Linked DNA regions of Homo sapiens: region 2 is linked to region 1. Evidence: read pairs that join two places in POLR2A ChIA-PET (ENCODE). Cell type or tissue: MCF 10A. All regions are shown on one strand. Links, peaks and the distances in the headings refer to the core of each region. The heading gives the core; the rest is flanking DNA. Region 1 has its middle 120 kb from the start of PTP4A1. Region 2 has its middle 42 kb from the start of PTP4A1.

The links. Peaks named below come from ENCODE experiments on the same cell type or tissue, not always from the same donor. Only the 100,000 strongest peaks of a DNase experiment are listed, where the experiment ranks them.
Region 2: POLR2A ChIA-PET joins it to region 1 with 6 read pairs; 6 of 35 experiments call an interaction of 5 or more read pairs at or near these places.

The regions. Positions count from the first base shown.
Region 1 is chr6:63,450,268-63,455,656 of GRCh38, forward strand. It overlaps a transcript of LGSN not described here. Among named protein-coding and RNA genes, the nearest start is that of PTP4A1, 120 kb to the right of the region's middle. In MCF 10A, for the core only: no CTCF peak of the experiment used is centred there; a DNase peak (open chromatin) is centred at 2,074.
Region 2 is chr6:63,527,868-63,533,256 of GRCh38, forward strand. It overlaps a transcript of LGSN not described here and a transcript of PTP4A1 not described here. Among named protein-coding and RNA genes, the nearest start is that of PTP4A1, 42 kb to the right of the region's middle. In MCF 10A, for the core only: no CTCF peak of the experiment used is centred there; no DNase peak of the experiment used is centred there.

The sequences.
Region 1 (5,389 bases), core at 183-5,182:
AGGAGAATCGCTTGAACCTGGGAGGCAAAGGTTGCAGTGAGCAGAGATTGCACACTGCACTCCAGCCTGGGCGACAGAGTGAGACTCCATCTCAAAAATAAATAATAAATAAATAAATAAAATTTAAAAATAAGCAAGGTGTGGTGGCAGGCCCTGTAATCCCAGCTACTCAGGAGTCTGAGTCAGGAGAATCTCTTGAATCCGGAGGCAGAGGTTGCAGTGAGCCAAGACTGTGCCACTGAACTCAAGCCTGGGCAACAAGAGCAAAACTAAACTCCACCTCAAAAAAAAAAAGAAAAGAAAAATAATTTTTTAAAAAACGTTAGTAAACATGTTATCTATGAACATAAAGGTAAATAAAAAAGCAAAAAACAAGAACAAAACAGCTAAAAATTGAAAAAGATTATAATGGTTTTTTTTTTTTAGACTGAGTCTTGCTCTGTGGCCCAGACTGGAGTGTAGCAGGGCAGTCTTGACTCACTGCAACCTCCACCTCCTGGGTTCAAGTGATTCTCTTGTCTCAGCCACCTGAGTAGCTGGGACTGCAGGTGCACGCCATCACACCTGGCCAATTTTTTGTATTTTTGGTAGAGATAAGGTTTCGCCATGTTGCCCAGGCTGGTCTCGAATTCCTGAGCTCAGACAATCCCCCTGGCCTTGGCCTCCCAAAGTGCTAGGATTACAGGTGTGAGCCACCACACCCGGCTGTAATGGTTTTCAAGAAAGCAAAAATCAAAAGGGACAGGGCACTCCTTTTTTATGTCTAGTAATACTATTTTAAATGTTTTCATTGATTAAAATAAATTTAAGATTAAAAAACAGCTAAATGAAAAAAAGACAGCTAAATGAAAAAAATCATACACTGTTGGTGGGAGTGTAAATTAGTTCAACCATTGTGGAAGACAGTGTGATGATTCCTCAAAGATCTAAAAATAGAAATACCATTGGACCCAGCAATTCCATTACTGGATATACACTCAAAGGAATATAAATCATTCTATTATAAAGACACATACATGTGTATATTCATTGCAGCACTATTCACAATAGCAAAGAAGACATTAATTCAACATAAATGCCCATCAAAGATAGACTGGGTAGAGAAAATGTGGTACATATACAACATGGAACACTATGCAGCTGTATAAAAGAATGAGATCATGTCCTTTGCAGGGGCATGGGTGGAGCTAGAGGCCATTATCCTTAGCAAACTAATGCAGGAACAGAAAACCAAATACCACATAGTTGTAGCTCTCACTTGTAAGTGGGAGTTAAATGATGAGAACACATGGAAACACAGAGGGGAACAACACAAACTGGGGCCTATTAGAGGGTGGAGGGTAGGAGGAGGGAGAGGATCAGGAAAAATAACTAATGGGTACAAGGCTTAATAACTGGGTGATGAAATAATCTGTACAACAAACCCCCATGACACAAGTTTACCTATGTAACAAACCTGCATATGTACCTCTGAATGTAAAATAAAAATTAATTAAAAAAAAAGAAAAAAGTAACATAAAAAATGCATACATATATCTTATGCATCAATTGAGATGGTCACACAATTTTTCGTCTGTTGATGTGTATTATTTTGATGGATTTAAAATTTTTAAACTAAATTTAAATTCCTAGAATAAACTCACTTGGACATGATCTATTACTTTTTATATATCACTGAATTTAATTCTGTAATAGTTTGGATTCCATTGATTAGAAGGAAAAAAATACTCTGTTAAGAATTTTTGCATCTTTGTTTATGAGAAATATTAGAATTTTGTTTTCTTGTCTTTTTTTTTTTTTTTTAAGGTCTTCATTAGAGTAATGCTGGTCCCATAAAGTGAGTTGGGACATGATCTCTCCTTTTTTATTTTCCGGAAGAGTTTGTGGAGAATTAGTATTTTTTCTTTAAATCAAATGTTTGGTAGGTTTCACCAAACTGTCTGAGCCTGGAGTTTTCTTTGTTGGTTTTTCGTTTGTTTGTTTATTATTCTTTATTTTAGAGACAGGATTGTCCTCTGTCACCTAGACTGGAGTACAGTGGCGCAATCATAGCTCACTGCAACCTCAAGCTCGTGGGCTGAAGCAATACTCCTGCCTCAGCCTCTGGAGTTGCTGGGATTACAGGCATGAGCCACCACACCCAGCAACCTGGGGTTTCTTTGCAGAAAAATTTTTCACTGTGACTTTTATGGATTTTATTAGGCTATTCAGATTTTCTGTCTCTTCTTGAGTAAACTCTGGTAGTTTGTGACTTCAAAGGAATTTGCAAAGCTCATCTGTTTTCAAATATATTGAAAAAAATTCATAATATATTTATTTTTTTTAAGTATTTGTAGGAAATGTAATGATGTCCCCGATTTTATTCCTAATATTGGTATGTTATCTTTCTCTCTCTCTCTCTCTCTCTCTGTCTCTCTCTTTTCTGTCAGTCTGGCTACAAGTTTATCAGTTGTATTGATCTTTGCAAAGAAGTAGTGTTGCATTCCATTTTTTTTCTTCTTTTTTCTGCTTTCTATCTTATTGATTTCATCTCTTATTTTTATTACTTTCTTCTTTATGCCTACTTTAGCCTTAATTTGCCCCTTTTTTTCTAGTATGTTAAGATTGAAGCTTGGATCATTAATGTGAGAACTTTCTTCTTTTTGAATATATGCATTTAATGTTATAACTTTCCAACCAAGTGCTGTTTGGGTCACACTAACAAATCCTAATAGGTTTTGTTTTCATTTGGTTTCATTCAAAATATTTTATAATTTTAACTATGGTATCTTCTTTGACTCGTATTTTATTAAAAGCATAGTGTTTAGTTTTTTAATATTTGGAGATTTTTAATATATCTTTCTGTAATTAATTTCTATTTCTATTTTCTTTTGGCCAGAGAACATACATTGTATTATTTTATCTCAATTCAGTTAAGTTTAATGAGATTTGTATGGCCTGGAATATGGTCTATCTTGGTGAATGTTACATTTGCACTTGAAAAGAATATGTACTCTGCTGCTGTTACATGGAGTTTTCTATAAATAAACAGATCATGTTGGTTGTCTTCTATGTCCTTTCTAATTTTCTCTCTATGTGTTCTATTAGTTACTAAAAAAAAGAGTTGATATATACAACTACAATTGTAGATTTATATATTTCTCCTTTCAGTTCTCTAAGTGTTTTACTTCAGGTATTTAGGAGCTCTGTTTTTAGTGCATATACACTTAGGATTGCCAGGTCTTCTTCAACTGATCCCTTTATTGTAATGTAATGTTCTTCATTACCCCTGGTAATATTTTTTATCATAATGTCAACTCTGATTTTAATAGAACCACCCTGCTTTTTTTTTTGTTTGCATGGTATATTGTTTTCTGTTCTTTTACTTTGAACAAACATCTGTCATTATAATTTTTTCTTTTTTTGAGACAGAGTCTCGCTCTGTTGCCCAGGCTGGAGTGCAGTGGCGGGATCTCGGCTCACTGCAAGCTCCGCCTCCCGGGTTCACACCATTCTCCTGCCTCAGCCTCCCAAGTAGCTGGAACTACAGGCGCCCGCCACCACGCCCGGCTAATTTTTTGTATTTTGTTTAGTAGAGACAGGGTTTCACTGTGTCAGCCAAGATGGTCTCGGTCTCCTGACCTCGTGATCCACCTGCCTCGGCCTCCCAAAGTGCTAGGATTACAGGCGTGAGCCACCGCGCCCGGCCGTCATTATAATTAATCCTCAAAACAATTCAATAAACTAGGTACAGTTATTATCCCCAATTTACATGTAGGAAAACTGATACAGAGCATTCAATACTGCCCCTTGCTGCCTCTCCATTCAGCCTGTTTCCAGAGCTTTTAGTGTTCTCCTGATGCTACTTCTCAAATATGTTCAGATTTTAATATTTTTAGTGTCTTTTTTATTCATTTACCATCTAATGTAAATTAAATACTCAAAATAATGTGTGTTTTTTCCTGTCACCGTTATGGGACCACAGTAAGGCTATTAGCATTTTGCATGAGGGAAGTTTAAATACAGATTGAAACACTTTTAATTTCCTTGGATAGGTACTGGAGAAAAAATAAATTCTTACCACATTTCTATGGACATCAATATTAAACCCCAGTTCTTTTTTGATTCCCAGTTGACTAATTTCAGCTTAAGTAAACTAGTAATTTAGTCGTTAACAGATAAGAGGCTTGAGGCCAGCTCTATACTAGAAGTTTTTACATTTTCTTTTTTTTTTTTTTTTTTTTGAGACAGAGTCCTGTTCTGTCACAAGGGCTGGAGTGCAGTGGCGTGATCTCAGCTCACTGCAACCTCCGCCTCCCGGGTTCAAGCAGTTCTCTGCCTCAGCTTCCCAAGTAGCTGAGATTACAGGCGCCCGCCACCATCCCCGGCTAATTTTTGTATTTTCAGTAGAGATGGGGTTTCACCATTTTGGCCAAGCTGTTCTTGAACTCTTGACCTCGTGATCCATCTGCCTCAGCCTCCCGAAGTGCTGGGATTACAGGCGTGAGCCACCGCGCCTGGCCCTACGTTTTCTTTTTTTCTTTTTCTTTTTTTTTTTTTTTTTTTGAGACGGAGTCTTTGTCTGTCACCCAGGCTGGAGTGTAATGGCAATCTCTGCTCGCTGCAACCTCCACGTCCTGAGTTCAAGTGTTTCTCCTGCCTCAGCCTCCCAAGTAGCTGGGATTACAGGCACCTGCCACCACGCCCGGCTAATTTTTGTATTTTTGGTAGAGACAGGGTTTCACCACGTTGGCCAGGCTGGTCTTGAACTTGTGACCTCAGGTGATCCAGCCACCTTGGCCTCCCAAAGTGCTGGGATTACAGGCGTGAGCCACCACGCCTGGCCAAGTTTTTACATTTTCTATAAGGAAGTTAGCCACAACATCCCACCAATAGAACCAACTGGATCTCAGTTACAAGGAAAAAACAAATAGCTCAGCGCATTCTGAGCTATGTGAGACATGCAAACTTTATCCAGTTCAGAAAGACAGGAATATGGGACTTCACTCTCCCTATCCTCCCACACCAGCACCCATGCCCAAGGGCAATTTCTGAAAGGGATTTTGTTTCTGACCAAACTGCCTCACCCATTATCTTCAGGTACCTGGCATTTGTGATACAAAGAACAATGCATAGCCAATCAATAGCTTAAGCTATTTTAATATAAATTCTCGTAAAACAACTTAGAAATCCCCTCTTCTTTTTTCATTTAAAAACTCATTTGTGAGTGGGGCGAGGTGGCTCACTCCTGTAATCCTAGCACTTTGGGAGGCCGAGGCGGATGGATCACCTGGGGTCAGGAGTTCAAGACCAGCCTGACCAACATGATGAAACCCCGTCTCTACTATAAATACAAAATTAGGTGGGCACAGTGGCATGTGCCTGTAATCCCAGCTACTTGGGAGGCTGA
Region 2 (5,389 bases), core at 179-5,178, 78 kb after region 1:
CAGCAGCAGTGCCAGTTCATGTGCTGGGATTCTGACCACAAGCCTAACAATCAGGTCAGGGAGTCAGATTTCTGTTGGATTTAGAAAAGCATCTATGTGTTTATGAAAGAAACCCACTGGATTTTTAATAGTTCTGCAGCTCTTGGAGGCTCTACATCTACCCTTTCTCCCCAGCCAAGAGCATGGCTATGGGAGAAGGAAGGCAGGCAGCAGGCAGGTAAGTGTGACTTCCTCACTTCCCCTACCTTCTCATCTTAAAGCCATAGAGTGGTTGCTGGGTAACCCACTCCTACATATATTGGTTCATAAAGCCTAGTGAGCCACTGAAATTCTTACTGATCTGTAAAATTTCAAACACACTAGTAACACAGACAGCCATGGTGTAGATGACTTGAGCACACATAGTATATTTTCTGCTCCCATTGGGCTGTTTGAAGAATAGCATTGGCTGGGCACAGTGGTGTGAACCTGCAGTCCCAGCTACTCTGGAGGCTGAGGTGGGAGAATCGCTTGAGCCCAGCAATTAGAAATCAGCCTGGGAGACACAGTGAATCTCTGTCTTTTTTTTTTTTTAAGGCCGGGTACAGTGGTTCATGCCTATAATCCTAATACTTTGGGAGGCCAAGGTGGACAGATCGCCTGAGCCCAGGTGTTCAAGGCCAGCCTGGGCAACATGGTGAAACCTCATCTCTACAAAAAATATAACAAAACAAATTAGCCAGCCATGAAAAACTAGCCAGGCATGGCGGCATGCATGGTGGTGTGCGCCTGTCATCCCAGCTACTCAGGAGGCTGAAGTGGGAGGATTACCTGAGCACGGGGGAGGTCAAGGCTGCAGTGAGCCAAGATTGCACCACTGTACTCCAGCCTGGGGGACAGAGTGAGACCCTGTCTCAAAAAAAAGCAAGGTTTAATATCAACTTTGGTGGCACCCTCCACAGAGTATTTATACTATAGAATATGTTTTATAAAAATATTTGGGAGGCCGAGGCCGGTGGATTACCTGAGGTCAGGAGTTCAAGACCAGCCTGACTAACATGGTGAAACCCCATCTCTGCTAAAAATACAAAAATTAGCTGGGCGTGGTGGCACATGCCTGTAATCCCAGCTACTTGGGAGGCTGAGGCAAGAGAATCACTTGAATCTGGGAGGCAGAGGTTACAGTGAGCCGAGATTGCACCACTGCACTCCAGCCTGGGCAACAAGAGCGAAACTCCATCTCAAAATATATATATGTGTGTATATATATATATGTATATATATGTGTGTGTATATATATATGTATATATATGTGTGTATATATATATATGTATATATATGTGTGTATATATATATATGTATATATATTTGCTAATAACTTTACAGAACTTTCATATAATTTAGACAGGTGTCTAGGTTCTCTGGAGTCTCAGAAAAATAATACCTAGTCTTTCTCTACATAACATTTGATACATAAAATGGTCTTATTGCAAGACAAATATCAGAACAAAGATCAAACTGCTTAATTTCCTACATCAATTCAAGCAGAAACTTTTCAATTCAATCTCAAACTTTTAGGCAAAATAATTGTCCAGATTACTTTGCTTCTCTCACTCCTGCTCCTCCTCCTTCACCCCTCCCTTGCCTCTCTTGTCTCTTTTTCTAACAACCTAGCCTTCCTTTTCTACCTCTCTCGCTTTTAATTCTCACCCCTTTCTTTCCTTTTGTAGAGGAGGGGCTTAAACTTTTAAGAAATTGCTTTGTTTGCTGTACTCTCTCAAAAGCTTGGTTTGAGCAGCCAACCCTGTTTGCATAAAATGAAAGTTAGAAAACTAAAAGTTTTGTGAACCAAGGGTGGAGGAAAAGGTTATGCATTTTATCACACAGTTCATCATCCTATCAGCCAAGAATGAGGTTCCGTTTTTCTGAGTAATCCCTCACCTACCCACATCCTATATTGGCAAAATACGTGCGTAAGAGGAATTGGCAGGAGCTATCAGAGAACTAAAAATTATCAATTAGGTGTAAAAATATGTCTGCAGTTACCAGTAAGTTAGTATTTTCACTATTAAAGAAATAGGATATTTTGCCATTACAAATAGTTATGTAATTTGTCTTTTCACCATTATTTAGGTACCTTTATAGAGTTATGAGTAATATTTCACTTTTTGACAAAAAGAAAATTAGAATCATGAAGATTAACTGTTTCTCGAGATAGGGCAAGGATAATAACAGTATAGATTTCTGAAAATGAGCCGATAGAAAATCAATCCAAAGAAACTGACAGAAGGAAGTCAAATTGGAACCATCCAAAATGATATAACAATGAAATGTGATCATTAAAACAGCCATGAAGTTAATTTACTTAACACTTTTTTTTCATACACTGGAGTCAGCAGATTATTCCAAGGTGAAGAAAAGGCATAGATGTAACCTTGTAAGAGGACAGCTGTGAGACACAGCTACAGACAAAGCCAGCCTGAGAAAAAGCACAAAGGCTGAATATTAAATTTATATGATGGTACTGGAAGGCAGCCAGGAGTGGTTTGCCCTGCCTTTTATTCCCAAATCTGTAGTTGGGATGGTACCATAAGATGCTCTAGGTAAACATGAAGGCTTAGACGCCCAGATGTAAATGGCTGCCTCATACAGTCACACAGGCTATTTACTGCACAACTCCAGTGGACGCCGTTCACATAGGCTACAATGTGAAAAAAGCCCCCTGAATTTGTGAACATGGAGGCCCTTCTGTGCTAAATCACTAGGGTCATAGGGAATAATAGAAAAAAAGGAGAAGATAAAATTGTATTAAACTATCATAAAGATTTTTTCAAATAAAACATATACATAGAAAAATGATCAGAAGGAAGTACATCAAAATGAAATTTCTAGAGGCATACCTGAATTCATTTTTTCTTATTCCTAGTCTTCTGTATTTTAACATTGAATAAATCAGCAGTTTTAAAATAAATTAACATTTAATAAAGTAGTACCTTAAAACATCCAAATTGATACTTTCTTATAGCTTCAATGCTATAAACTATCAGAGATGTAATGATTAGAATGGTTTCCATACCAATGGAAAATCCTTTAGAAAAATGAGCACTATTTTTCTACATTTGTTTGCATTTTAACCTAGCTTTATAATTTCAACTATTCAACTAAATATAAGAATGAGCTTTGCTTGTGAAAATTCTGATATTATAAATACTAGAGAACTTCTATATTGTGTGTCCAAAGATAGATCAGGTTTCAAGCACAGTTCCCTCAGTCTCCAAAGTCCTCTCAGTTCTGCCTGCCTCTTGAGTTGGTGTCCATCAAGATAACTGCAAGCAATGAGGGCTACCTGCTTCCTGGTTCACAGCCAATGGGCAGAGACTGTCCACCTCTAAACTAATCACAGACTAAGAAGAGGATTTGGTTTAATTAGTGGGGAATAGATGGAATGAAGGGCAAATACCGATTTGTGAGGCCTGTAACATTTTCAGTCTGGGGGTTCTCTTTAACTAAAACAATAAAAAATTTATTCCAAAAATGAACATTTATTTGGAAAGAAAAAACATAACAAATTATAATTTTTAATGCAAAATGCCTACATAGACATCACAAAATCCAGAAGAGATAATGTAATATTTGTATTAAGTTCCTGACCCATATCTATTATGCTTTTTTTTTTTTTTTTTTTTGTAAATGCAGTGGTGCCTGCCATCTTAGCTCACTGCAGCCTCAACCTCCTGGACTCAGGCAATCTTCCTCTCTCATCCTCCTGAGTAGCTGGGACTATAGGCACGAGCCACCATGCTTGATCAATATTTCATACTTTTTTGTAGGGATGGGGTTTTACCATGTTGCCCAGGCTGGTCTTAACTACTGGACTCAAGTGACCCACCTGTCTTGGCCTCCCAAAGTGCTGTGATTACAGGCATGAACCACCATGTCCAGCCTCCCATAACACTTTTATCTGCATGTTTATGGCCACATACACTTTTTTTTTTTTTTGAGACAGAGTCTTGCTCTATCACCCAGGCTCACTGCAACCTTGCCTCCCGGGTTCAAGCAATTCTCTGCCTCAGCCTCCCGAGTAGCTGGAATTACAGGCATCCACCACCATGGCTGGTTAATTTTTGTATTTTTAGTAGAGACGGGGTTTCACCATCTTGGTGAGGCTGGTCTTGAACTCTTGACCTTGTGATACACCCACCTCGGCCTCCCAGAGTGCTGGGATTACAGGCGTGAGCCACCACGCCCGGTCAACCACATACTCTTTGATTGCCTCTTCTTATGACAACTTTATAATAGTTAATAAAGAAAAAATTAGAAATAACAATTCAATCTTTCCTCTCACATATATAATTGAAATTGTTACTGAAATTTTGAAAACTTTCTTCTAGTGTCACAATTTATTATGAGTGAAGTCATACAAATTTTCAGGAATATTGTCAAATTTTGGTAAATCTCTATTAAGTTGTTTTTTGATCTTTTCCTATAAGATTTTCCACAGTTTAGCTTCTGGATTCATACCTCTCAAATCTTGAATCTCCTCTATGCTCACATACTACCAGTACCAGCCACAGGACCTGCTCATGGCTGCATACATCCTATGTATGGGTCAGCACAGCACAGTGGATGGTAGGACTATTTCTGGAAGCCTTTTCTATACCAAGGCAGCTAGCTGTACATGGAGGTAGGTGCAAACCAGGTAAATAAATGCCATTAAATCCACAAAAAAAAAATCTCCCCATTCACTATCCCCTTATTAAATCTCAAAAATGTCCTATGCCACTGTACAGCTTTCAACCGAAGAGCAAGTATGATGGAGGGGAGGAAGTTGGAGAGTGAAACAAAAATCAATCATATTATAACTATGAGAGTTAAAATATTTTATTGTTACAAATTTTCCAAAAACACATGAGCATGTTCAATCAGTATCTAGGCCCCAAAAGATTGAATTCTATTTGGGAATAAGCTACCAAAAAATATCGTCTGGAAAAAAAAATAGTGCACAATATATTTTTTGTTACACTGATCAAATTATATCTGCTTTTTAGCTAATCCATTAATAATTAATGTATTGCACTAAGGTATTACATACCCGATGTGAGCCTTCATCCTATGGCATGGGAAGGAGGGGTTAGTCACAGAAATATCACCAGACACTGCCTTTGAAGAGCTACTGACCTGACAGAGGCATCAAAATCTATAAGCATTCATTTTCTCCTTTAAGAGACTTGATAGATTAAAAGAAAACAATAAGGCTGGGCGAGGTGGCTCATGCCTATGATCCCAGCACTTTGGGAGGCTGAGGCAGGTGGGTCACTTGAGGTCACGAGTTCAATACAAGCTTGGCCAACATGGTTAAACCTGGTATCTACTAAAAATACAAAAATTAGCCAGATGTGGTGGCGCACAC